2 separate regions of the Mus musculus genome follow, and region 1 is linked to region 2. The links are chromatin loops, found by intact Hi-C in ENCODE. Cell type or tissue: left cerebral cortex. All regions are shown on one strand.

Region 1 (8,000 bases), 51 kb after region 2:
CTGAGCCAATAAGGGTAAAAATTTTGACTGGCTTTCCAGATACTCTTTAGATCATAGTGTTGGTTCTTTTTAATTTTGTATTTTTCCCCAGAATTTCTATCCTCCTGTGTCCCCCCACTCCCTCTGAAATTCATGACCTCTTCTTTTTAAATTACTATTGTTTTACACACACACACCACACCATAACCCTCTCCACACACACATACACACACACACACACACACACACACACACACACACAGAGAGAGAGAGAGAGAGAGAGAGAGAGAGAGAGAGAGAGAGAGAGAGAGAGGGAGAGAGAGAGAGACACAGACGGACACACAGACAGACACACATGCACATCACCTGTTGAGAGCTTATTGGTGCTTTTAGATATGCTTGTTTAGGGCTGACCATCTGAGATCGGACAACCTATCAGGGGCCTCTAGAGAAGACTGATTCTTCCTCTCTCTGCAGCTGTTAATTCCCTGGACCTCAAATTTCAAGAGTTTTAATTGGTTTCACAGAAGATCTGAAGCGTCTCAGAAACATTTCCCATCCTCCCATCATTCTAAAGCCAGGAGACAGAGAGGCACAGAGGACGTTACACAATGCTTGTGTCAGGCCAATCTCTCCAACCCCTAGCAGCCCAGAGCTTTTTCCTCATCCTACCACGTGCTCTCCTGTCATTAGCTACTTGCATTTTTCTATTTACTGTACTTCATTTGACAAATCATTAAAAATAGATAGCACAACATTGGCCTCGGGACTAATCTTTGAGCGGCCCTATTATTTTTAGCTTCCCATGTGGAGAATTGGCTATTTATTCCTGCACTTCGGTTTCTTTCGGTTAAGAAGGCTTTAATCACGACAGAAGTTCACCTTCTACCTACGGTTCCTGACTAGCCTGCCTGGCTTTAATAGCCACCTATGAGAGATACCTTCCCAACAGTCTTTAGAGAGTCTAAATAAACTATGCCCACAGATTCCTTTTTATCTGCTGTTTTTAGCGCACAATTTCCCCCCCCCAAAAAAAAAACCAGGCCAGAGTGCACGCTTGTCTCTGTAGGTGCTTTGAAATGCCTTTTTTTGGTGGAGTTTTGCTATCTTGAGGCTCAGGCAAGATGGATGCTTGCCTGGTGCTGGTGTTGGCATTGGCGCTGGTGCTGACACTGGTGCAGGCGCTGCTGTTGGTGCTGGGGCTGGGGCGAAGAGGCATCAGCAGCTTTGCCAAGAAAAACCCTGCCAACAGCTGATGTTGGGCTCTGAGACGCCACAGAGTTGGCTTGCCATGTCATTTTTAGCACTGGTTCTTTTGGAGGTTGCCTTCTTCTCACTCCTGTGCTCTTAATACCGGGCCTCCCCAAATACCTTCTCAGATGAAGCCCTCTGTTACCTTCTTTTCTTTCATCTCAATCCGCCTTCTGCCCACAGAGCAAACATGACTTCTTCCTTAGACCTCGTGGGTGTGCCTGTAGTTTTCGATCATGTGCTGTGGCACTTCTTATTATGTGTGACTTTTACTGAGAGTAGCCAGACTTTTCCAGGCATCTGCTAGTGTGTGGGGCAGTGCATTAGTCAGACTTTTTGGAATTGTGACAAATATCTGAAACCTTTTAAGTAGACAAGATACATTTGGACTCATGGCTTTAGCAAGTGGTCAGTTGGCTCTGTTGCTTTGGGTAGAACATCATGACAGGAAACAAGGGCAGAGGATGCTGCTCATCTCATGGCAGCCAGGAAGCAAAGAAAGAGGCAGGAAAGGGCCAGACACAAGAGATGCTTCAAACGTGCTCCCAGGGACCTTTGTCCTCTAAGTAGACCTACCGACTACTAACCTACCGGCTATATATTCATCATCTTTTGTTCCAGTCACTTCAGTATTAGAGACTTTTAAGATATTAAACAAAAGAATCATAGATAGGGTTGTGTAGCCATGGTCCCATGCAGAATGTACCCGAGTGGCCATGGGTAGGATGCTTATGCAAACTTTATTCTAATTACATATTTTCTTTATTTACATTTCAAATGTTATCCCTTTTCCTGGTTTCCCCTCCGAAACTCCCATGCCCCTCCCCCCAACCCCTGCTTACCCACTGACCCACTCCCACTTCCTGGCCCTGGCATTCCCCTACACTGGGGCATAGAGCTTTCACAGGACCAAGGGCCTTTCCTCCCATTGATGACTGACAAGGCCATCCTCTCCTACATATACAGCTGGAGCCATGAGTTCCTCCATGTTACTCTTTGGTTGGTGGTTTAGTCCCTGGAAGCTCTGGGGATACTGGTTAGTTCATATTGTTGTTCCTCCTATGCGGCTGCAAACCCCTTCAGCTCCTTGGGTCCTTTCTCTAGCTCCTCCATTGGGGACCCTGTGCTCAGACCAATGGTTGGCTGAGAGCATCCACCTCTGTATTTGTCAGGCACTGGTAGAGCCTGTCTCTCAGGAGACAGCTATACAGGCTTCTGTCAGCAAGCACTTGTTGGCATCCTTAATAGTGTCTGTGTTTGGTGACTGTATATGGGATGAATCCCCAGGTGTGGCAGTCTCTGGATGGCCTTTCCTTCAGTCTCTGCTCCATACTTTGTCTCTGTAACTCCTTCCATGGCTATTTTTGTTCCCCCTTCTAAGAGGGAATGAAGTAACCACACTTTGTTCTTCCTTCTTTTTGAGCTTCAAATAGTCTGTGAATTGTATCTTGGGTATTCTGAACTTCTGTGCTAATATCCACTTATCAGTGAGCGCGTATCATGTGTGTTCTTTTGTGATTGGGTTACCTCACTCAGGGTATTTTCTAGTTCCATCCATTTGTCTAAGAATTTCATGAATTCATTGTTTTCAATAGCTGTGTAGTACTCCATTGTGTAAATGTACCACACTATCTGTATCCATTCCTCTGTTGAGGGGCATCTGGGTTCTTTCCAGCTTCTGGCTATTATAAATAAGGCTGCTATGAACATAGTGGAGCATGTGTCCTTATTACATGTTGGAGCATCTTTATGCAAACTTTTTATGAGTATCTTTTATGCTTTTGTTTTTGCCATGCTGAGGATTGAATTCAGGGCCTTGTGCAATTTTGGCCAGTGCTGTACCCCATTGAACTATATTCTTAACCCAGTCTACTCTTCCAGGACTCATCTTTCTCATCTGTATGATGGGGAAAATATTATGTACCTCATAGAGAGGTGATGAAGGGTAAGCCATAAATTCCCTAGAATGATTTTTAATTCTAGTTTGATATTACTTTACTTCTAGATCAAAAGGAAGCAATGTTCTCTCTACCTGCATACAAGGCAGAAACGAAGCGTGGGCCCTGCTGGAGGGCTGAGGGAATGTATATTTGTAACTTTGGCACTGCTATATTTGTGCAGCATGCTCTGTCTTCTCAGATGACTACTAAAGATTAGTCACTGTTTTTAGGACATCTGTATCAATAACCAGAAGGCAGGGAAAATCGTGGAAGAGGGGGTGTGTGGAAAAAACCACAAGTGAGCCAGAGGATGGGCAGGGATGCTAAGAAATGATGCCTTCTGGCTACAAACAGACACGGCTATTGCACTCGTGAATTTAAGGCAGCTACGGCGACTTGCACAAGATCTATATAAGATCGAGTGGATTGACTTTCTAGCATGGATGGGAGAATCCCTACCCCAAGATGAGAAGATATTGCCGGTTGATGGCTTTTGGGGCAGAGGATGTTGATTTTCTTTTGTTGTGGTTGTGGTGCTTGGTATGTTGTCCATGCTCCAGTGGACCATGTCATACTCCCACATTTGAGCAGCACTAATTGGACTCAGGGATTTATAAAAACAAAAACAGAACATGAAACTGAAAAGGGATACAATTGGGGGAGGGGGTTTCCAGGGGGATATGATCAAGATACATTGTATACATGTATTCAGTTGTTACAGAATAAACATACTCATTTAAAAATTAGGACTGTTTTCATAGTTCTTACAAAGTCCAGGCCCAGTTCATAGGTAGCCTCAGTTATTCCTCAGAGTAAGTCCTTACTGATGAGTTTTCATTCCGGTTTTACAGGCGATGGAATAGAAACTCACAGGACCTAGAACAAGGTCATTGCATGAATAAGTATCAAAACCCAGTATGAGCTCAGGGTCTTGTTCCCACTGTATGATTATACTGAGATCTTTGACTTGAAAGATGCTATGATATTAAATATTGCTTAACCACCAATCGACAATCACCTAAGAAACAAATCTCTGGTCTTCTTAGGGAGGAAGTTTTTACACTGGGTTACTTGAGGGAGAAAGACTCACCCTCACAGTGGGTGGTGCCACTCTGTAGGCTGGACAGTAAGAACTGGAAACCAAGCTGAGCAGCTCTGCTCACATCTGCTCCTTGACAGTGGATCCTGCCCCATGCTTGTGCTGTCCTGTCTTCCCTTCATGATGGATGGTACCTTCAGATAACATGAATCCTTCCTTCCTGAAATTGTGTTTAGACACACTTTGTTGTAGCAATCAGAAAAGAAATACTGATACTCTCTCAAGAACCAGTATAGAGGGTTTAAAACATATTTTCATTAGTTTACTGAGAATTTTGTATACAATATATTCTGATCATATTCACTCCCATTCTTTCCCCTACCCTTCCTCAGATCTACCTCACCTCTACTCCATCTGACTCATTTGGAACCCACAATCCATTTTGTGCTGCCAATGAAATCATGGGCTTGGGGCTAGCTACTGGAGTGTGGTTTCATGTAAGTTGGACCACACCCTGAAAGGAACCTGACTCTTCCTTCCCTAGAAGCCATCAGCTGTCCATAGTTCTGTAGCAAGGGCTGGGGAACAAGATGTCCTCCTCCTCGAATCCTGACTGACTCTATCTTATGCAGCAACCCCAACTTCTGTGAGCCATGAGGTACTTTGTCCTGTCATGTCAGGAAGGGACTTTAACTTCAATATTTCCCACTGTCTGGCTTTTAAAATCTTTCCAACCCTTCCAACATGCTAGTCCCCGATCCTTGGTGAGAGGGCATTAAAAAAAGAGTATTCTTGCATCAATATTTGAGAAAAAGTTTGTTTGTAATAAAGACCCAGCAGTAGCAGCAACAACAGCAACAGCAACAACAACAGCAACACCAGGTCTCTTTATTTTTACTTCCACAGGGGGATACAATATCAGGTTATTAAAAACAACCAGCCAATTAAATCACCATTGTGCATAAAGAATTGGGGCTTTGTGCTGACTGACGTCAGAAGTTCTGCTTTAGAATCTTGAGAAGATTCCCCTACTGACTCAGCAGCTGGCGAGATGCAGCTTGCTATTCTGCCCGTATATCCATCTTTCCTTGTATAGCTGTCTCTGTACATTGAAGATAGAACCTGCTGGGGCAGACGCATTTGGTCTTGACAAATACAGCATCACTTTGGCTGTCCCTTCTATCAGAGGTGGTTGTGATCATCCAGTTAGACTAAGACGGATGGGAACATTAATGATCCAAAAAACAATTCTGGAATCCAAGAGAAGGGACAAGCTGAGCGAAGGCTCAGTCCATGGAGGTCAGACTGAAAACAACTGTGTTCAAAGGCTTCACCTTTGACCTGGTCTAGGTGGGCACTGGGAACATGCTGACCTGAGGCACTTGATGCAGACTGGAGCTTTGGGGAAGGCACTGTTCTTTAAGGCCCAAATTCAAACTTTAGATCATCCCATGCCCATTAGGCTTTGTCTGGTCTCAGGGAAGAGTTTCCCAGCTCTGATGCAGTGACATTTAGGGCATGCTTTGTCTTGTGCATTGAACTGTCAGATATTTACCAGAATTCCCGGTTTCTGTCTACTCTTTGCCAGTAGCATTTTCAAAAATGTGTTAGTTGTAATGTCTGCAGATATTGTCTGTTCCTTGAGAGGAGAGCAAAATTGGCCCTGACGGGGAAACACTACTCTATTGTCACTAGTTTGTGAAGTCTTTTTAGTCTGGTCAGAGTTAGTTAGGAAGACATGGTTTAGTGAAATCTTTTGTGGCCCCAGTGCTGATACTCTTCAATCAGCAGCTAGATTGGGTAGAGTATAAGCAACAGCAATCTATTCCTCATAGTTATAAAAGCTGGGAAGTCTAAGATGTAGGTACCAGTTAGCCTGGTATCTGAAAGGACTTGTTCCCTCTGTGTGGAGGTCTAGAAGTGCCCTCACTTGGCATGAGGGACGAAAGAGCCCCAAAGACATAAGCTAATTTACTCTAGTTCTTGTGTAAGGTGTTCTTGCATTGATTACAGCAGGACCTTATAACTTCAACACTTCTTTTTTTTTTTTTCCATTTTTTATTAGGTATTTCGCTCATTTACATTTGCAATGCTATACCAAAAGTCCCCCATAGCCACCCACCCCCTCTCCCCTATCCACCCACTCTCCTTTTATGGCCCTGGCGTTCCCCTGTACTGGGGCATATAAAGTTTGCGTATCCAATGGGCCTCTCTTTCCAGTGATGGCCGACTAGGCCATCTTTTGATGCATATGCAGCTAGAGTCAAGAGCTCCGGGGTACTGGTTAGTTCATAATGTTGTTCCACCTATAGGGTTGCAGATCCCTTTAGCTTCTTTGGTACTTTCTCTAGCTCCTTCATTGGGGGCCATGTGATCCATCCAATAGCCGACTGTGAGCATCCACTTCTATGTTTGCTAGGCCCAGGCATACTCTGACAAGAGACAGCTATATCAGGGTCCTTTCAGCATAATCTTGCTAGTGTATGCAATGGTGTCAGCATTTGGAAGCTGATTATGGGATGGATCCCCGGATATGCTAGTGTCTACATGGTCCATCCTTTTATCTCAGCTCCAAACTTTGTCTCTGTAACTCCTTCCAAGGGTGTTTTGTTCCCACTTCTAAGGAGGGGCATAGTGTTCACACTTCAGTCTTCATTTTTCTTGAGTTTCATGTGTTTAGGAAATTGTATCTTATATCTTGGGTATCTTAGGTTTTGGGCTAATATCCACTTATCAGTGAGTACATATTGTGTGAGTTCCTTTGTGAATGTGTTACCTCACTCAGGATGATGCCCTCCAGGTCCATCCATTTGGCTAGGAATTTCATAAATTCATTCTTTTTAATAGCTGAGTAGTACTCCATTGTGTAGATGTACCACATTTTCTGTATCCATTCCTCTGTTGAGGGGCATCTGGGTTCCTTCCAGCTTCTGGCTATTATAAATAAGGCTGCTATGAACATAGTGGAGCATGTGTCCTTCTTACCAGTTGGGGCATCTTCTGGATATATGCCCAGGAGAGGTATTGCTGGATCCTCCGGTAGTACTATATCCAGTTTTCTGAGGAACCGCCAGACTGATTTCCATAGTGGTTGTACAAGCCTGCAATCCCACCAACAATGGAGGAGTGTTCCTCTTTCTCCACATCCACGCCAGCATCTGCTGTCACCTGAATTTTTGATCTTAGCCATTCTGACTGGTGTGAGGTGGAATCTCAGGGTTGTTTTGATTTGCATTTCCCTGATGATTAAGGATGTTGAGCATTTTTTCAGGTGCTTCTCTGCCATTCGGTATTCCTCAGGTGAGAATTCTTTGTTCAGTTCTGAGCCCCATTTTTTAATGGGGTTATTTGATTTTCTGAAGTCCACCTTCTTGAGTTCTTTATATATGTTGGATATTAGTCCCCTATCTGATTTAGGATAGGTAAAGATCCTTTCCCAATCTGTTGGTGGTCTTTTTGTCTTATTGACGGTGTCTTTTGCCTTGCAGAAACTTTGGAGTTTCATTAGGTCCCATTTGTCAATTCTCGATCTTACAGAGCAAGCCATTGCTGTTCTGTTCAGGAATTTTTCCCCTGTACCCATATCTTCAAGGCTTTTCCCCCACTTTCTCCTCTATAAGTTTCAGTGTCTCTGGTTTTATGTGAAGTTCCTTGATCCACTTAGATTTGACCTTAGTACAAGGAGATAAGTATGGATCGATTCGCATTCTTCTACATGATAACAACCAGTTGTGCCAGCACCAATTGTTGAAAATGCTGTCTTTCTTCCACTGGATGGTTTTAGCTCCCTT
Region 2 (8,000 bases):
AACCAAACACAAATCGTGTACATGGAGAAAATATCGGATAGAGACCAGTCAGTGACTGGAAATCAGAGTGAGTTGTTACCTTTCCACATAATTTTCTATACAAAAGGGGTTTTTGTATATAGCTCTAGACAGGGTGAAGTGCATATACTTCTATAAAGCGATTTGCAAAAGCAGTCAGGATTTATTCTTTAAATTGCTAAAAAATCCTCCCTTTTGTTGTGATCATAGTCTTTTTCAAACAGTGATCTTTTAATTTGTATTCGAGGGAGAAGAAGTGGAAACTTCCTGTCCTGGGATTCAGATCTCATTCCCCAGCTGCACCCACAGGCCTGTCTGAGAAATAATCACATCCCAGGGCTCCCTGGATCTGCCTGCTACAATGAAGCTTACAGACTGCTGCAGCTTTTTGCAACTTGCTACTTCAGTCTTTTTCGCTGGGGAAAAAAAAGTTACTTACAAGTCATGCCTTGGTTAGTGATTACCCCAGTTTTACAGTACCATTAAAATCCCTAAACCCATCTAAATGGCTTTGTCAACAAAAAGGCAGATCATAAACTCCCAACCAGATTTCTCTCCTCTATATCATGTCATGACAGTTGATACTATCTAGTCTGCAATTTGTAGTTTTGGAGCAGGACCTCTCTCATCCCATAACTAACATCTCTATTTTAGGGGAAGCCTTCAGTTGATTTATTTTTCTGGACCTCAGTTTTCTAAGCTACCTGATGGGTCTAAGACTTGATTTTTCAGGGCTCTCCTGAAGTTATAAGATGCAAATGATAGTGTGTATGCAAATGATGGTGTGTATGCAAATGAGGGCATACATTCAGATAGTGGTATGCATTCAAAAGGTATAATAATCATGGCTGTTGTCCTTATTTCTGTTATAATTATTAGTTGTAATATGAACAGGCTTTCTCAAGGCCAGAGCTCCAATTTTCCCGGAATCCCTGTAGTTCCTAATAATAATAGCAGCTAACATTATCAGTGTGCTTATTTTGTTCCAGACATATCTCACATTGCCCTGCATGCATTAATCTCACTTAATATCTACAAGACCTCCAGAGAGGGATACTCTCTATTTTGCCAATGAGGAATCCGAAGCACAGATCATCTCTGCAGCTCACGGTGGGTCTCCAAGCTAATAATAACAGAGCTCAGATTTGAGCCCCTCTGACTTGCAGCCCTCTTGTAACTATTGAAATCCTCTGAACTAGTAAGCGGAAACATCTGTTTGATGAGACAGTACTGTCAGGTATAAGAAGTTTAGTATCTTGAAAATGTTGGGATGCAGACCTCGCTCTCCTGAATCCCCTAAGGTTAAAACAGGGCCCATTGCTAACATGCTCTTTCTAAGTCTACCTAAGGCTCCTCATTAGAGCATCTTAAAATTTTAGTTGAAAATAGTTTAAAAATAAAATCACCACAGACCCAAAGCAAGTCAAGAGTTGAGGACACTAAGAGTTTATGCTAGAAGTGTCTGCCATCTTGGTTTTCAGAAAAGTTGATGAAAAAGACTGAAAGCTATTTGCAGACAACGACGTATAGATAACAGGGTACCTAGCAATGATGCTTCAGTGAGTCATCCTGCATGTGGGTAACTCCATTTAACCTTGACTCAGTTCTAAACAGGGCTCACAGTCTACGGATGAGTCACCGTCTACAAATAGTCTACAAACATGTTTAGAGACTTTTTTTTTCTTTTTTAGAATTCTTTTCTTACTTAAGACGACTTCCTTCCTATTGATTTCTTCCCTAGATTATCCTCCCATTTACCCTCAACTTCCTTTCTTCCGAATTTCCCTTCTCCTCCTCCTTCTCTTCTCTCTTCCTTCTAAATTCTGGATGGTCTCGTGAGAACGTTGAGGGGAAATTTGAAAAAAAGCAAGGAAAATAATTCTTATTCCTACAACATAGCTCTTTTTTTATTGCTTTGAGTTTGCATATTATTTTATCTTTAGGAAATTTTTTGGTTTGCATACATAATTTATAATTATATGATTGCGGTCGAAGTGAACAAACAATCTTACTCAGCTTTGTTTCATGCATTTAATGAGTGTGCATTATTCCATTAAGCTGAAGTCCATAATTTATGTTGTCTTTTTCCATTGCTGATTTTTTTGTTGTTTCTAAGGTTTTGTTCTTTTAGGCAGTGAACGTGTTTTTGCACTGGGCTTTTGCCTCTGCCAAAGTTCCTAACATTAAATCAAATACTTCTGTGTCTAAAATGAAACTTTTAAAAATTTGGTCCAAATTTCCTCAACTATTGATGCTACACAAATGGATTTTTACCCAACCAGCTTCATGTCTACTTAATGTTGTAAGAATTATTCAGTTAATTTAATCTTCACTGCTTGGCACCTGATTTAGGAAAAACTAATTCAATCCTGCTTACAAATTATTTATAGCAATAACTGAATTCTTTATATTAGCCATTTTTTTTCAGTGACCTGGTAGCATCAACATTTAAGGTAAGACTTTAGAAATTGAATCTCAGGATTTTTATAATTAACAGTTGACTGTACGCATAAGTGTTAGCTAGATGATTCTGACATTTTAAGAACAAGCATTTGGACATGTCTGGGTATATCCTTGTTTTGTGACTACATGATTGTGTTTTCTCTCCTATATCCTGTGTCCACTGCAAAGGCTGCTGACTTCTTCCCCAGTTCACGATGACGTTGGTAGAAGCAGTTGGTCTATTCCTACTTTTCTTAAATTGGAACTAGCCCTTCATCTATACATCTGTAATTGCACCAGTAATGGACAATGAGGATTTGCATTATCAAACATTTCTGGCTTTGTCTCATTTGATTTCTGACTGCATTTCGTTCCCTGAAAATCTCTACTCCTCAGTTCTCACCGTCTCAAACTTTGGCATTCCCATCTTGGTCACTTTTGCTGAGTCTGTGTCTTTGACTCATTGTGGGAAGTAACCAGTCTGCACTCCTCAATTTGCCCTGCATTCTACAACAATCCATCCCTACACTACACACACATCCACACACACACATCCACACACTCATACACACACTCACACTCTTACACACTCCTCACTTTCCCCTGCCTTCTGCCCATATACACAGGGCTTTGCGCTCTGTGTTTTCAAGCCTGTTTTGTACCCTTTGCATCTGTGGGTTGCATACCAGTTCTTGTTGGCTACTGTTTACTTTTAATGGGGATAGGTAGAATCTTCTTTGGTTCTATACTTCCCAAGTCTAAAGCTGCCTTTGCTCAGATCTTACTCAGATAATGCTAACACTCTCCACCCGGTTACCTTGTCTAGAAACCTAGACATTATATCATCCAGTTTCTCATTCTCTAACATCTAACCCAGCACCCAGATATACTTATTCTGTTTAGAGTTGGCCTTGAACCCTCCTCTTTTCTTTATTGTCCCATTGTTTCTGCCTCGGATAAGATTGTGGAGCGTCACTAATTTGTATCCTTGGATGTAGTCTTACTTTTTTCCAATTGTCCTCCTGCTTTAGCTGGAGTGAGTAAAATTACTCATTGAATCCCCTCACACTATTGAGCTGACCTTCCCGCCTCCACAGAAGCCTCCTCATGTCATCTGGAAGGGATGCTGTTGACTCTTGCACAGTAGTCAGATTCTGTGACCAGCCATGCACTGTCTCCATTAACTTCTAAGAATCTTGGCTGTGCTCTGCCACAATGGCTCTCCTTGAGTTTCCATGCATCTCTCGGTTCTGTGACCTAGAATGGTATTTCTTTTGCCTTGCCTGTGCTGTCCTCACTAAGCTCTTGGCCCCCTTGTAAGATGTAGCTCTGAGGTCTTGAGGACAAGAAGCATGCTCCTGTTTTCCTGTAAATAAAATTCATGCCCTGCAATTTAGAAAACAAAGGAAAGCACTCTCACCCACAGACTGGTCCAAGCTTCTAGTCTCAGCTGCTGGAGAGGCTGAAGGAGAAGGATTGGAATCACAGGTTTGAGGCAAGCTTGGAGGAATTAGCAAGATCCTGTTCCAAAACAACATTCAAACAAAAGGACTGAATAGGTAGTTTACCAACAGAGAGGTTATGACAGATGCCCAAGGCCTTGGATTCAATTCTCAGCACTGCAAAAAGCAATCAAAACCCACTTTATATTTCATCATGAGCCCATGTATCCTAAGCTGGTCTTGAATTTACAAAAACAGTTAAGGATGACCTCTTGTCTCCACCTTGAAACGGCTGTGATTATGATGGCAAACCATCACCATTGCTTTTGTGTGGTGCTAAGACCTGAATCCGGGGCTTTCATGCATGCTGGGCAAACGCTCTAGCCACTGCACCAACCTCTGTAACTATTTATGTAGAGATTCTTTTGAACTTTAAGAGAGGGAATGTTTCATGAAAAGCCTCGCTGTGTATTTAAAAAAATATAATTTCTAATGAGTGCATTATATTTGACAATATCATATCATATAGATATACCATAATTTATTTAACCACCCCTCATTGATGCATGCTTAATTTTTTCAATTTCAATATGCTAATGCTTCATTGAATAGCCTTTATTGATATTTAACAGATTTTATGAGATAGAAGAGTACAAGGAGGATTGATCATAAGTTTAATTTTTTTCGAACTTTTACTGAGTCAGTCAAAGAGAGATTTGTTTGTAAAGCAGCAACTGCTCGGTGTATTAAAAACTTTGTTAACCCTTTAGATTTTTTCACAGTGTTGATAATTATACATGTTTAAAATATATAACCATTTCTGTCAATCAAACAAAGTGTGTTAGGAGTGTTGCTAAGGGAAACCCCAGCTTTCCCGTATTCTGATTGTGCGGCAATATAGCTTTTTATGTAACCAGTTCATATTTGTGAAGTGCTTTGAAGATGAAAGCTATTATGTAAAGGCAAAATCACTTCATAAAAATGTTACACATAAGATACAAAAATCCATAGACAGGCTCTAAGATTTTCAAAGTAACATCAACTCTTTCATGTAATCATTTATAACCACCGTCTTTAGACTAGTAATCCAGCATTCATTTATAGATTATTCTCAGAGTATTTTAGTGTTATCTATTGCAGTGAAATTGTTTTTCCAGTCAAAGGCAGTGGTTAGGAATGACGTTATTCGTTTTTAACCATGGTTATTGAAGTTGTAGCACATTTATAAATACGCGAGGATAAATAAAAATTGGCCATAAGTATAAATTATTCTTTCTGACATCCACCATTACAGCTCCAAAGATTGGCATTTGGAAGCAAAAGATTTCATTGTGCACCATATAGGCCTTAACATTGCAGCATTTGTAAATTGTAGCAGATCATTTTATTTCTGTAGCATGATTAAAGAAAGAGAGTGGGACAGGGTGAGGTCTGATGAACCTGGAGAGGAGTTTCTTTTTCCTGCATCTCTAAATACCACCCCATCTGCTCAGTGTACCATCCCCAATCTCAAGGTGTACCCTGTGAAAATTGGAAGGCTTTCATTATTTTTCATTCAAGAATAATGGTTTTTATTTTTAAAGCATCACCTTGGTGTTGGGGAGATGGATCATCAGGTGAGAATGTCCACTGCATAAGAGTGGAGATCAGAGTTCAAATCCCCAGAACCTGAAGAAGTAAGGTGTGTCAGTAGGCACCCAGCACTGTGAAGAGGTAGAGATACAGGGATTGTTGGAGCTTGCTCAGTGCTATTCAGCTCCAGGCTTAGTGAGAGACTTTGCTCAAGAGGATAAGACAGACAGTGATAAACAGTGTCCTCTGGCCTCTGAGTGTATGTACCAGTTCATGTGTCCACAAACATTGCACACATACCCAATACCAAAATAAAATACTGGCTGTGACGTTTCTCTGGCTCTCCCCTCTCCAACTTCTTTTACACATTGCTGATGTCCCCTGAAACTGAGGTTGCCTATTTTCAGTTAATCCCTTTCATTATGTCTCATATCAACTCATCAAATCCAGATGCTCACCAGACCTTTTTTAAAAAAATATTTTATTTATATGCATTGATGCTTTGTTTGGTTAACACATGTATTCCTGTGAGAAGGTGTCAGATCTTGGAGTTACAGACAATTGTGAGCTGCCATGTGGGTGCTGGGAATTGAACCTAGGTCCGTCGGAAGAGCAGTCAGTGCTCTTAACCGCTGAGCCATCTCTCTAGCCCCTCACCAGACCTTCTTATAGTACATGTTCTCCTTGGCCAGAATTGAAGCTCAGTTACAGTGGAGTTAAGATCAGGAGGCAGAATCACTGCAGCTCTAGGCACCACGAGTTGGAACAAATTCCAGCCCACTAGACACATGGTGGAAATCTAGCAGCTTTGCTGTAGCTTCGTTTTTGGGTTTTCTGGGAATGGATGTGTGAACTCAGACTCTCAGGCTTGGTGGCAAGAGCCACGACCCACTGGGCCATCTCACTGACACTCTGATTAGCTTCTTGCTCACTTAGTTTTAGTTATTATCCTCTGTTCTTAGTCTCCTCCCCCTGTCTCACCCAGTTAAACAAAACCCATGCCTTGTCCCAGACAGAACTTGGTTGGCCTTTTGGGGTACTGAAGCCCAGTACCCCAAAGGTCTTTCTATTTATTTTCCTGGCTTTCCCCTGACAAGTACAAAAAGAAATCTTCAAATTTGGTTTTACAGTACAGCATTATGGGGCCTAGTAATTATCCAGTTTATGAAAGTTTGGTAACTGGTACCCTCCAGCATTTCTTATTGCACGTAATTTTATTAGTAAAAGGTTAGGACATTTGGCCATTTTAGACTGGCCATCAACCATTGCTCACCAAAAATTAAAATCCTCTGTCATTTCAAACATAACCAACATTTAGTCATTTATTTGGAGGTGGCACCCTTAGATTGAGCACGAGAAGAACCCAGAAGCAGCATACATGGTCGATGGGCTCATTTCCCTGGAAAGTGAGCAGGGTGGTAGCTTAAGTGGACCAAGTGTGCTTCTTGCAGGCAAGCCATCTCTCAAGGAATCTGATGAGTAACTACTGTCCTAACTGTATTCTCCTAGTCACCCATTAATCTTTCAAGAACACCAATCAAATGGTGAAGTCTTTCATTCTGATGTGCCAAGGGACAGATCAGGGAGCTGCTTAGGGGAGATACTTTCAAAGTCTGTTTTATTTTCTGGATGGCTTAAGTATGATTAAGAGGATGTTAAGAGAGGATTTCCATAAAATTTATAATGTTTTTGGTGATTGGGAAATGAGATGATGCTTTGCATAGTTGGGGATCTTTTGAAAATTACCCAAAAATAAAGATAACCTTCTCTATGGAGTGGGTGAAGTATGTCTTTAATGTGTCAAGTTTTCACAGAGACCTGGACCCTTTTGCAGTCCATCCTTGTCACTCTCTACAGGGCTGAAGTGCCAAAGAGTGTGTGTACCATGAGCCATGCAGCCAATACTTTGCTTTAGGTCTTCACCCATTGATGAAGGAATCTTGCATTGGTCACAGTGGAACCTTATATGGTTTTGTGTCCTCCGTGCATTAATCAACTGTGGTCATGCACCAAAGGATGGCATCTCAGCTAGAGACTGACACATGTACAGCAGTGGTCACATAAAGTGTATTGCTCAGTGGTTGTGTAAGAAGAACTCTACAGTGTTAGTGTTCAAAGGTTAACGAATTTCCCTAGCTGTGTAGTTCTGAGAATGTATCCTATTGTTGAATGACACATGACTATATGCATCACACTTAAAATTTCCTTAATGAGTCGATGATAATATTTAATAGTGATGATTTCCCAAAGGAAAGTAAATGTATGGGCTGTTAGTGTTTAACGTGTGACTGGAGAGCTCTTAAAGGGGAGGGAGAAGCCAGTGAGCAGTGTGTTCTTTCTGCTTTAAGGACTATTACTTGTGCAGTCGATTTTTACGGTGCCAGTGATTTTTATAATATCATTTGGCACCGCAAGCCACCATGGGCCTTTTCTGCCTCTGTCCCCTCAGGCTCCTCTTACTGAGAGCATACAAGTCCTACTTAGGATCTTGGGCTTTCGTGCTCCTTTTTCGTTGGACATTAAGGT

What was found. Hi-C counts contacts between places; a loop is a spot of excess contacts. Peaks named below come from ENCODE experiments on the same cell type or tissue, not always from the same donor. Only the 100,000 strongest peaks of a DNase experiment are listed, where the experiment ranks them.
Region 1: a loop joins it to region 2, with 1.9 times the contacts of the local background. A loop is called at or near these places in 3 of 42 quality-filtered maps.

Annotation. Positions count from the first base shown.
Region 1 is chr5:51,978,364-51,986,363 of GRCm38, reverse strand. It overlaps a transcript of Ppargc1a not described here. Among named protein-coding and RNA genes, the nearest start is that of Gm40302, 150 kb to the left of the region's middle. In left cerebral cortex, a CTCF peak has its summit at 3,293; DNase peaks (open chromatin) are centred at 1,239, 1,443, 3,403 and 5,273; H3K27ac peaks cover 461 bases.
Region 2 is chr5:52,029,164-52,037,163 of GRCm38, reverse strand. It overlaps a transcript of Ppargc1a not described here. Among named protein-coding and RNA genes, the nearest start is that of Gm40302, 97 kb to the left of the region's middle. In left cerebral cortex, no CTCF peak of the experiment used is centred here; DNase peaks (open chromatin) are centred at 1,605 and 4,800.